2 separate regions of the Homo sapiens genome follow, and region 2 is linked to region 1. A link is a loop called in an ENCODE intact Hi-C map of the cell type or tissue named here. Cell type or tissue: psoas muscle. All regions are shown on one strand. Each heading gives the region's core, and the rest is flanking DNA. Links, peaks and the distances in the headings are about the cores only. Region 1 overlaps ATXN10 (ataxin 10). Region 2 overlaps ATXN10 (ataxin 10).

Region 1 (5,383 bases), core at 332-5,331:
AAGATTAAGAACAAATCTATCTTAGAGAATACAGAGAAAGAACCCATTTCTTTCTCCCTCCAAAGTACTGAATGAAACATCCACACCTCCCTTTGGAACATTCTCCAGAGGCCTTGAACGGGGAGCAGCGAAATCCTGAATCCCAGCCTGGGCTCCCACCTCGGAGCCTCAGGCATTTTCTGTCCCTGCTCCCAGCCAGCAGGCGCTGCTGGGCCACACTGTTAGAATCAGCTGGTATTGCTCCAGTTACACTGAAGCTCTGAGGCATTTTTGTTTTGTGTGGGGCTAGGGGAGGGAGGAGGGTGTAGCTGAAAGTCGCCAGGGTTGGAATTCCAACAGGCAAAGGACACGCCCTCTCTTCGAACTGCTCCAAGGCCGCCAGTCGGATTTTTCCTGTCAACACCCCCGCCACCCACCTCCCCATCAGACTCCCCAGTCGTCCGCCTCCACAGCCCCAGCCCCAGGCAGTCCGTCCAGAGCTGCAGGTGCAGACCAAAGCCATTCCTCCGCAAATAGGAGGAGGGCACAGCCACTTGGGAAAGCATCTGGAACCGTGTCTCTCGTCTGGTTCTTCTCCACTCCTTCCCTCTTCCTCAGTTTCCACGTGCTGATGGAGTGGGATTCACACGATGAGAAATCAACTCCAACTCCCTCTCTTGCCCCCAACTCTGCCATGGAAATGATTTCATTTAAAGGTTCCTCTTGGATTTTTCCAGTGGATATATTCAATATTATCACTAAAACATGTCAAATAAATACCAATGAATCATTCCCAGAAAGTAGTCTCACATTAAACCAATTATTCAATGTCTGAGAGTAATATGAGCTAAGTGCAGCTTGTAGAAGGATTTGTAACATAAGATGTACAATAATACAAAAAGTTCAACCTGAAAAGGACAATCACAACCCCCATCCCCACCCCACAGTAAACTCTGAAGGGCAGTTTCAGCTGGACTGGGAAAAGTTCAACATATTTAGCTCTTTTCTTTTCAAGCAATAGTTCATTTTTCTCAAATGATTAAAGCATACATATTCTCTTGCTTAAAGTTGGTACACAATTTCCTCTAATAAATATATCTTTTTGGAAATGTCAGTCTTTCAAGCCTGTACACAGAATATTGATTACTTAAAAAGGGTCTGGGGCCGAGTGTGGTGGCTCATGCCTATAATTCCAATGCTTTGGGAGGCAAGGCAGGAAGATCACTCGAGCCCAGGGGCTCGAGATTAGCCTAGGCAACACAGCAAGACCTCATCTCTACAAAAAATTTAAACATTAGCCAGGCATGGTGGTGGACACCTGTAGTCCAAGCTACTCAGGAGATTGAGGTGGGAGGATCCCTTGAGCCCAGGAGTTTAAGGCTACAGTGAGCCCGTTCACACCACTGCACTCCAGCCTGGGTGAGAAAGCACAACCTTGTCTCTTTAAAAAAAAAAAAAGTCTAGGTAAACAAAGAGAATTCCATTTTAAACTTAATTTACGATAACATGGAAAACTCTGGCTAATGGCATGCCCAGTGGTCACCTCTCTCAGAGACTTGGCCAAGGCCAAGTCTGTGCCAAACATGGCAGAAGGAGGAGGTGGGTGGGTGGCTATGTAGTGGTGCAGAGCATGGGTCTGGGGCCAGGCCACCTGGGTTCTTATGCGGTTGCACCCTTGATTGGCTGTGTGTGACCTCAGGCAAGCTATTGAACCCTGATGTGGCTCAGTTCACAGATTTCTATGATGGGGATAATATGTTCCCATCTAGGAAATATCATGAGGATGAACGCACTGATATATTTAAGGGCTCAGAAGAGTACCTGACACACAGTGAGCACTATAAAATGCTCCCCTGCACTACTGTTGACTCTGGTCATTATTATTCATTTTGGAAACAGTTTACTTTTTCAGGGTCTTGAATAAGGTTCAAAATTTTATTTTTCCAATCTATAGAAGAAACCAAGTTAATAATACCTTTCCCCCAAAAGACACAGGGGTACTTCCAAATATACACAAATTATTACTATTAGTAGCATGAAAAACACCAACAAGATATTGATGACAGTAACCAACCCCAGAACTTAGTGCGGCCAGGAGGAGGGAAGGGGAAAGGAGCAGAGCCTGGGAGGCAGTGAGAAGGCAGAACGGCCAGAGAACCTTCACACCTCTTCTTGCTCCTCCTTGGTCTCTTGAGGCCCCCTAATCAGAGTTTGTTATGATTAGAAATACATCCATACAAGTATGTAAAAGAAGGATGAGGGCTTAAAACATTTCCCCTCCAAGGTGTGTTTGCATTTTGACATAGATCTGAACTAAAGGAAATGAAAAGTTAAAAGTGGAATTCCTATCACGATGAAAATATCGGAAGGATAGAGGGTCATGGAGAAATCAGGCCACACCTCTGACTATCTGAATGGGCCACTGCTGCAGGATTTACAAGCACTGTGCAGGCACAGGAAGTCCTGAACAAGCGTTTGGAGGGTTGGAGATTTCCTCTGAGGGCCACACATGTGACCAGCACAGGGCCACAGGTGGTACTCCTTCCCCATGCCCTGCCACCTGGCTTTCCTGAGCACCAGGATGCTGGCTTGTGAGAGACAGCCAGTCAGTCCTGTGTGTTGAGGGACGGTCTCGCAGCTCACAGGCAGAGAAGGAACAGGCATGGACCTCATGCTTCTCATACTCTTGGCACCCCTTCATGGTGGCTGCCTGCCCAAGAGCCTGTTGCAAGGAGGGCCAAGACATTTTTTGAGACAGAGTCTCACTCTGTTGCCCAGGCTGGAGTGCAGTGGCACGATCTCAGCTCACTGCAACCTCTGCCTCCAGAGTTCAAGCGATCCTCCTGCCTCAGCCTCCCAAGTAGCTGGGACTACAGGCATGAGCCACCATATCTGGCTAATTTTTTTGTATTTTTAGTAGAGTCGGGGTTTCACCATGTTGGTCAGACTGGTCTCGAACTCCTGACCTCAGGTGATCCGCTGGCCTCGGCCTCCCAAAGTGCTGGGATTACAGGCTTGCGGGACTACTGAGACAGCACTCCCACCACTGAGTGGCTTTGAGGAAGCCTTTCCTGCACATTTAACTTAGAGAGGCAGAATGACACAGTAAGCACAGGCTCTGAAGAGGATGAGATAAAACAAAACACACCTCTGAAACATCCCACTCAAGCACATGCAGGAGGCATTCATGGAAGGTCACTGTGACTGCTGTCATCAATAGTAATTTAATCCTCACAATAAATGTATGAGGGAAGTAAAATCATCTCTACTTTACAGATGAAGAAAGGGAGACTCACAAGTTAAGTCAACATGTGAGGTGTTGCCTGGGTAGAAAGCAAGAATATCCTAGAATTTAAACTGTTTTTTCACCTGAATCAAAATTTCCCATGCACCACGAAGGTACACGTGCCAAGCTGCTGGAGCCCACCTCCGTGGGTCGTCTCTCAGCAGCTCCTGCTTAGCTGACAGGACTCACTTTTGCACTTAACCCCATAAGGCTCAGGAACCCAGGTTGCGTCCTGCCACTGGGCAGTGTGAGCATCATTCTCAGAGGCCAGAAATAAAACCCAGAGAGGCAGACAAGAGTGGAGGCATGCAGGATCCAACTAGGACAAGGTTCCTGGAGGCTAGAGTTTTCAGGACTGCAAACAAGTAGGTGGCTTTTGGCTTACAAAGGGCAGAGACAAAGAATGAAAAACTCTAGTCTAGGATGGGACCCCATCACAGGCTGCCACATCATCAAAATCTCTGTGTAGCAGTTAAAAAGGTTTTGGGTTGCTTCGACATCTCAGTGGGGGACCAGGGAAGACCATTATCACAGGCAGCTACTGCATCCAGAGTCACATTGTCAGTGTGGTACTAGAATCCCAAGTCAAGAAATTATATTAATATAAAAACTGAGATGGGCGCAGTGGCTCACACCTGTAATCCCAGCACTTTGGGAGGCTGGGGCGGGTGGATTGCCTGAAGTCAGGAGTTCGAGACCAGCCTGGCCAACATAGTGAAACCGCATCTCTACTAAAAATACAAAGAATTAGCTGGGCATGGTGGTGCACACCTGTAATCCCAGCTACTAGGAAGGCGGAGGCAAGAGAATCGCTTAATCCCGGGAGGCGGAGGTTGCAGTGAGCTCAGATCACACCATAGCACTCCAGCCTGGGCAAGAGCGAGACTCTGTCTCAAAAAAAAAAAAAAAAAAAAAAAAAAAAAAAAAAAAAAAAAAAAAAAAGCTGGTAAGAGGTGAGTGGACCCTCTAGGACCCGAGGAGATGAAAACAAAAGCAAATCGCTCTGTGAATACAAGTCCACAGCCAGGACCTATGGGACTTCTGCCGAAAAAGGTTTCTCCTAAGAAGATGAGATCAAGTTAAAAGACAGAAAAAAAAAATCACTGGGAAAAGAAACCGCGGGTGGAGAGGAGGAGGGGAGGGGTTAAGGGAAGAGGGAAATGAGAGAGAACAAATGAGAAAAACCATACCCTAAAAACTAGAAATAAAAACAATCTCCAAGAGAAAATAAGTGTCTTAAATGACTCAAGACGAAGATGGACAACACAATAAAAAATAAGTTGATCAGCCGGGCACGGTAGCTTACGCCTGTAATCCCAGCACTTTGGGAGGCCGAGGTGGGCAGATTACCTGAGGTCGGGAGTTCAAGACCACCCTGACCAACATGGGAAAACCCCACCTCTACTAAAAATACAAAAATTAGCTGGGCATGGTGGCGCATGCCTGTAATCCCAGCTACTCGGGAGGCTGACGCAGGAGAATCACTTGAACCTGGGAGGCGGAGGTTGCGTCGAGATCGCACCATTGCACTCCAGCCTTGGCAACAAGAGCAAAACTCCGTCTCAAAAAAAAAAAAGAAGTGGATCTGAAAAAGAACCACAAAATAATCCTCAGAAATGAGAGCTACAATAAGGAATCTACTAACGCTGAAAATGGCCTAACCCTTAGTTCCCACAGTGAGTGCAGAGCCCATCGTGCAGCCAAGGGGCCAGCTCTCTGGCACAGCCCCAGCCCCAGCCCCAGCCCCAGCCCCAACCCCAACCCCAACCCCAACCCCAACCCCTCAGGTGCCACTGGGTCCTGCACTGTCCCACACACCTGCTCACCCACTGCCTGCAAGGCTGACCTACTCCTCTAACTGCCTAACTCTTTCTCATTCATCCTTCAAGGCCTGGATCCAGGAGGTTCTTCCTGAAGTTCCAAGTAGAGCCATTTATACCAAGCACTTAGGTACTTTTCTACTGGCTCTCAATCCTGTCACACACCACTTATTCTATGATACTGAGATGATAGTTTCTACATCTGTCTCCTTCTTTACACTGTGAATTCCTCGAGAGAACAGTAGGCCAAATCCATTTCTGCATTCCCAGTGTCTAGAATACTGGCTGGTACACAGCA
Region 2 (5,383 bases), core at 195-5,194, 77 kb before region 1:
TGCCAGGTAAAGAGGCTGTTTACCAAGTACCTGGTGATCTTTGGGATCAGTGGCCAGATAATAAGCTGGCCCCACTGAATTTCTGTTCCTGGAACACACTGCCACTCTCAATGCAAGCAAAGCTTTGTACAATTAAGTGTCTCTCACATAAGCCAAGACTGAAAATGAGATTGTCAGTTTACCTTCATAAAATAGTAACACGAGTAAAACTAATAAAGGTAACAGCATCAGTTGTCACATTCCAGGACACAGGATGTGCCAGGGGCTGTTCTAAGTGTGAAAGCATTCAATCCTCACAAACTCTCTATGCGGTAGATGTTCGTTACTATCCTCATTCTACTGATGAGAAAACTTAGACACAGAGGCGAACATGGCCAAGGTCCCGCAACTGGATGTGTTCAAGGTGGATTTGGAAGTAGGCAGTCAGGCTCTGGCATCCGCTCCCCTGATCGCGATGCCGTATCGCTGCTAAGTGTGCTCTCGCGACCAGTCCATCCAGAGAGACCTCTGGAGGGCAGAGCAGTTCTTCTTCCGGGTTGCTATGACTGCACGTTTCTGAGCTATGCCTACAAACCAGTACAAGGAACGGTAGGTTTTGTGATACATGAAATACATCCCTTTCTCTTCAAAGAAATCCCAAGTGATAAACTTGCAGATACCAGTCAGAGTAACTATCTCTGCAAAATACCTTTAGAACTAGCTAATAAGCTAACAATTCAAAGTGAAATAAAAATTTGGAGCAGAAAAAGTAAACCCACCTAAGTTATAAGACATTAGTGTTCGTCTAGCACTGTTGATATTTCAAAATTAATGAAGTACAGCCAAGGATCAAAAATAGTTCTAAGTTAGAAAGGATTAAATGAAGAACATGAACAGGGTGGAGCTTCTGGCGATTTAGAACAGACAAGACCCAGCAGGCCCTGAGGAGTCAAGGAGCGCTCTTATGCTGTACACACCAGTGTCTGGGCATCTGGTAGCACTTGCTCCAATGGCATTAGTTACCATGGCCATCCTGACCTGCCTCCTCACCCCACCTCCCCCGACGCCTTCAGCAGCTCCCAGGAAGTCGGTGGTCAAGGGTGGGGAGGGCTTGCAGGGTGAACAGGGACAGATACCAGATGCGTGCGCTTCCCAAGGACTCTATGATGCTGCAAAGTCAGCACAGGAGAGAGGTTCTCATTTCATGCTGTCTGCTTTCACTTCTAACAGTAATAGGTGACTCAAGAGTTACCTGCAGTCTGATTGATTTCTTTCAACAAGGAGATCTCTAATTCTAATTTGTCCTCATCAGGGGAAGAGCACTACTATATCCATTTAAAGTCAGGACAACCTTCAGCAGAAAGGTATAATACATAAATAACTCCAACATTCACTATAACACTTTAGACTATTTAAAAGCCAAGTGGTCATGCTGGTGACACTTAGTTCTAAAACTCTCCCTTGACGCGTATCTCTCTAAAAAATTTCTGAAGTACTGAATATTTCATTTTGGGGAGAAAATTCATTGAATTACAGAAACTTAATACTTTAACACTGTTTTCCTCTTTTCTATGAACAACACACCTCTTGATATTTAGACTGGCGTTGGAGCAAGGGATTTAGATATGAACAAAAATTCAAACTGTTAATCTTACATCTGAATGTCTCTCAAAAATTTAATCATGATCTATTCATTCATTTAATAAATACGAAGGCAAAATGCTCAATACTGGTAAGACAACAGCTAACAGGATAGTCCAGTCCCTGCCCTTGGGGCGTTTACATTCTAGCACTTGCAGAGGCAGGCCCTAAACCAAAAAACAAAGTCTGAAAGGGGTGACAGAGCATAATTACAAGAGGACAACTTGGGGAAAGAGGGGAGTTAGGGAAGGCCTCTCTGAGGAATTAACATCAGAGCTGAAACTCAAAGGATGAAAAGAAGCCAGACCCCTGGAGAGCTGAGGAGGAGGGTGCAGATGGGAGCAGGCCACACAGCGCCTCCACATGGAGGAACACTGATGAGAAAAACTTGTATGGCTGGGAAGAATGAGTGAGGGAGAGTGGATAAAAAGAAGCAGAGGTCAGTCAAGGCCAGCTCCTTCAGGGATTCTTAGGCTATGGTAAGGAGCTTGCTGTACTGCATTCTAACACAATGAGAACTCATCGAAAGAGCTGAAGTAGAAAAATTAAGAAGCTCTTGTGGGCAGCTGCGTGGAGAGTGGAACAAGGGAGCAGGAGTCCATAATGGTGAGAATAAAATTTTGGAATAATACAGACTTGGGTTCAATTCTGGCTCTGCCACTTTACAAGCCGCACGGCTTTGGGCAATTTACACAACTTTACCAAGGCAGTTGTTCCACCTATGAACTTGGACAGGTGGTGGGTACAGGTGACGGAAGGGGGTGTTTGCCATGTGCACAACACACTCAGTGCACCTGAGAGCCATGGGTACAGTGGAGCTCCAGCACAGGCTCTGGGTGGGCTTAAAGGCCACCACGCTCCTCTATCAGGCACGTGACTTCACATCCTTTCGCCAATGAGGGGGAGACAAAATGATCTCTCAATATGTCAAACGATAGTACAGAAAAGTGATTATGTTCTTGGGCCTTGTGGGCAGAAAGTTGAGGTTCAAATTGCATTGCTGTTCCACTGCCGAACAGCTGGTGGCCCTAGCCAGTTATAAAACCATTTGCCTAAATTCCCTCCTCTATAAAATGAAGATAAAAATATTGTTTCATAGGATGGATGCAAAGATGAAATAAGATCACAATGCCTGGCATGAAAAGAGGCACTCAATGTCAGATATTACTGTTAAACAGACAGAACTGTTTGCTTTTTTTTGACCCTGAAGAATGATTAATTAGAAAACTATTTTGTGCTCAGGCCCCTGATGAGGATCTGAGACATACAGGAAAAGTCTGAGGTACAGTTGCTGCCTACATTTATTTTTCTCCAAAATTTTTTTTTTTTACTGTGGTAAGGTACACGTAACATAAAATTTCGCATCCTAACTATACTAAAGAGTACACATTGGTAGTGTTAAACGCATTCACAACGTTGTGTGTCTATCACCACCATCCATCTCCGCAACTCGTCTTGTAAACTGAAACTCAGTCCCCATTAAACAGTAATTCCCTTTCTTCTCTCCCCTCAACCACTGGCAAGCACTCTACTTTCTGTCTCTGTGATTTTGACTACTCTAAGTACCTCTTATAAATAAGCTGACACGGTATGACTGGCTTATTTCACTAAGTGTAAGGTCCTCAGGGTTCATCCATGTTGTAGTGTGTGTCAGAACTGCCTTCCTTTTAAAGCTGACTCATATTTCAGTAAATGTAGAGGCCACATTTTGTTTATCCACTCATCCTTTGGTGGACACCTGGGTTGCTTCTACCTTTTGGCTACTGCACATAATGCTGCTAGGAACATGGTGTACAAATACTTCTTTGAGACACTACTCTCAATTCTTTCGGGTATATACCCAGAAGTGGAATTGCTAAATCATATATATAGTAATTCTATCTTTAACTTTTTGGGGACTTGCCAAACCGTTTTCCACAATGGCTGCACCATTTTACATTCCCATCAGTAATGCATGGGAGTTCTGATTTCTCCACATTCATGCCAAGACTTGTTTTTTTTTTTTTTCTTGTTTTGTATAGTGGCTATCCTCATGGATGTGAGGTGGTATCTCATTGTGGTTTTGATTTGCATTTTCCTCATGATTAGTGATGCTGAGTATATTTTCATGTGCTTCTTGGCCATTTGTATATCTTACTGGAGAAATGTGTACTCAAGTCTTTTGTCCATTTTTGAATGAGGTTGTTTTATTGTTAAGTTTTATGAATTCTCTATATATTCTAGATATCTATCCCTTATCAAATAAATAATTTGCAAATATATTCTCCCATTCTGTGGATTACATTTTCACTCTGTTGAATGATTCTTTCACTCTGTTGAATGATGCAAAATATTTTAAAATTTTCATGTAGTCCAATTTATCATTTTTCCTTTTGCTGTCTGTGCCTTTGGTATCACATCCAATAAATAACTGCCAAATCCAATGTCATGTGAAGCTTCTGCTCTGTATTTTCATCTAAGAGTCTTACATTTAATCCACTTTGAGTTAATTTTTGTATATGACGTTAAGTAAGGGTTCAGTTTCATTCTTTTGCACCTGGATATCTAGTTTCCTTAGCACCATCTATTGAAAAGACTGCGCTTTCTCCACTGAATGGTGTTGTCATCCTTTTCAGCAATCATTTGACTACATTTGTGGAGATTTATCTCTGGATTCTCTATTCTGTCCCACTAGTCCAGATGTCTGTCTTCATGTCAGTACCACATTGTTTTGATTATTGTAGCTTTATTATAAGTTTCAAAATCAGGAAGTGTGAGTCTTCCAGCTCTGTTCTTCTTATACATTGTTTTGGCTATTCAATGTCCCTTGGGATTCCATATGAAGTTTGGAATGGGTTTTTCTATATCTGCAAAAAATTTCATTGGGATATTGACATGACTTGCATTAAATCTGTAATTGCTCTGAGCAGTACTGACATCTTAACAATATTGTTTTTCAACACATGAACATGCGATGTGTTCCCGTTTATGTCTCCTTTAATTTCTTTCAGCAATGTTTTATAGTTTTCATGGTACAAGTCTTTCACCTCCTTGAGTAAGTTAATTCCTAAGTATTTTATTATTTTTGATGCTATTATAAAAGGAATTGCTTTTGTAATTTCCATTCCGTCAGTATTAGTAAATAGAATGCAACTGATTTTTGTGTGTTGACTTTATATAGTTCTACTTTACTGAATTCATTAAAACATGAGTTTTAATGGTTTTTGTGTATGAGGGGGATGGAATCTTTAGGGTTTCCCATAGATCATATAATCTGTGAAAAGATAATTTTACTTCTTCCTCTAATTTGGATGCCTTTTCTTTTTCATGCTTAATTGGTTTGGTTAGAACTTCTAGTAAGATATTGAATAAAAGTGATGAAAGTGGACGTCCTTGCCTTGTTCCCGATCTTAGAGAAAAAGCTTTCAGTCTTTCATCGTGGAGTTATGTTTGCTGTTGATTTTTCACTTGTTGGGTTTTCCTGGCTTTTATTATGTTGAGGCAGTTTCATTATATTCCTAGTTTGTTGAGTGTTTTTTATCATGAAGAGATGTTGAATTTTGTCAAATGCTTTTTCTGCATCAACTGAATTGATCATGTGTTTCTTTCCCTTCATTCTATTAATGTGGTGTATTACACTGATCAATTTCAGTATGTTGAACCACCCCCGCATTCCAGGAATAAATTCCATTTGGTCATGGTGTGTAATTCTTTTAGTATGCTGTTAAATTCATGTTCATAAAGGATGTTGGTCTTTAGTTTTCTTGTAGTGTCTCTGTCTAGC

The links. Hi-C counts contacts between places; a loop is a spot of excess contacts. Peaks named below come from ENCODE experiments on the same cell type or tissue, not always from the same donor. Only the 100,000 strongest peaks of a DNase experiment are listed, where the experiment ranks them.
Region 2: a loop joins it to region 1, with 2.0 times the contacts of the local background. A loop is called at or near these places in 1 of 110 quality-filtered maps.

The regions. Positions count from the first base shown.
Region 1 is chr22:45,752,202-45,757,584 of GRCh38, reverse strand. The region is part of intron 9 of ATXN10 (ataxin 10); the gene reads right to left. Among named protein-coding and RNA genes, the nearest start is that of MIR4762, 5.6 kb to the left of the region's middle. In psoas muscle, for the core only: no CTCF peak of the experiment used is centred there; a DNase peak (open chromatin) is centred at 2,684.
Region 2 is chr22:45,828,939-45,834,321 of GRCh38, reverse strand. All of the region lies in intron 10 of ATXN10 (ataxin 10), which reads right to left. Among named protein-coding and RNA genes, the nearest start is that of MIR4762, 71 kb to the right of the region's middle. In psoas muscle, for the core only: a CTCF peak has its summit at 2,647; no DNase peak of the experiment used is centred there.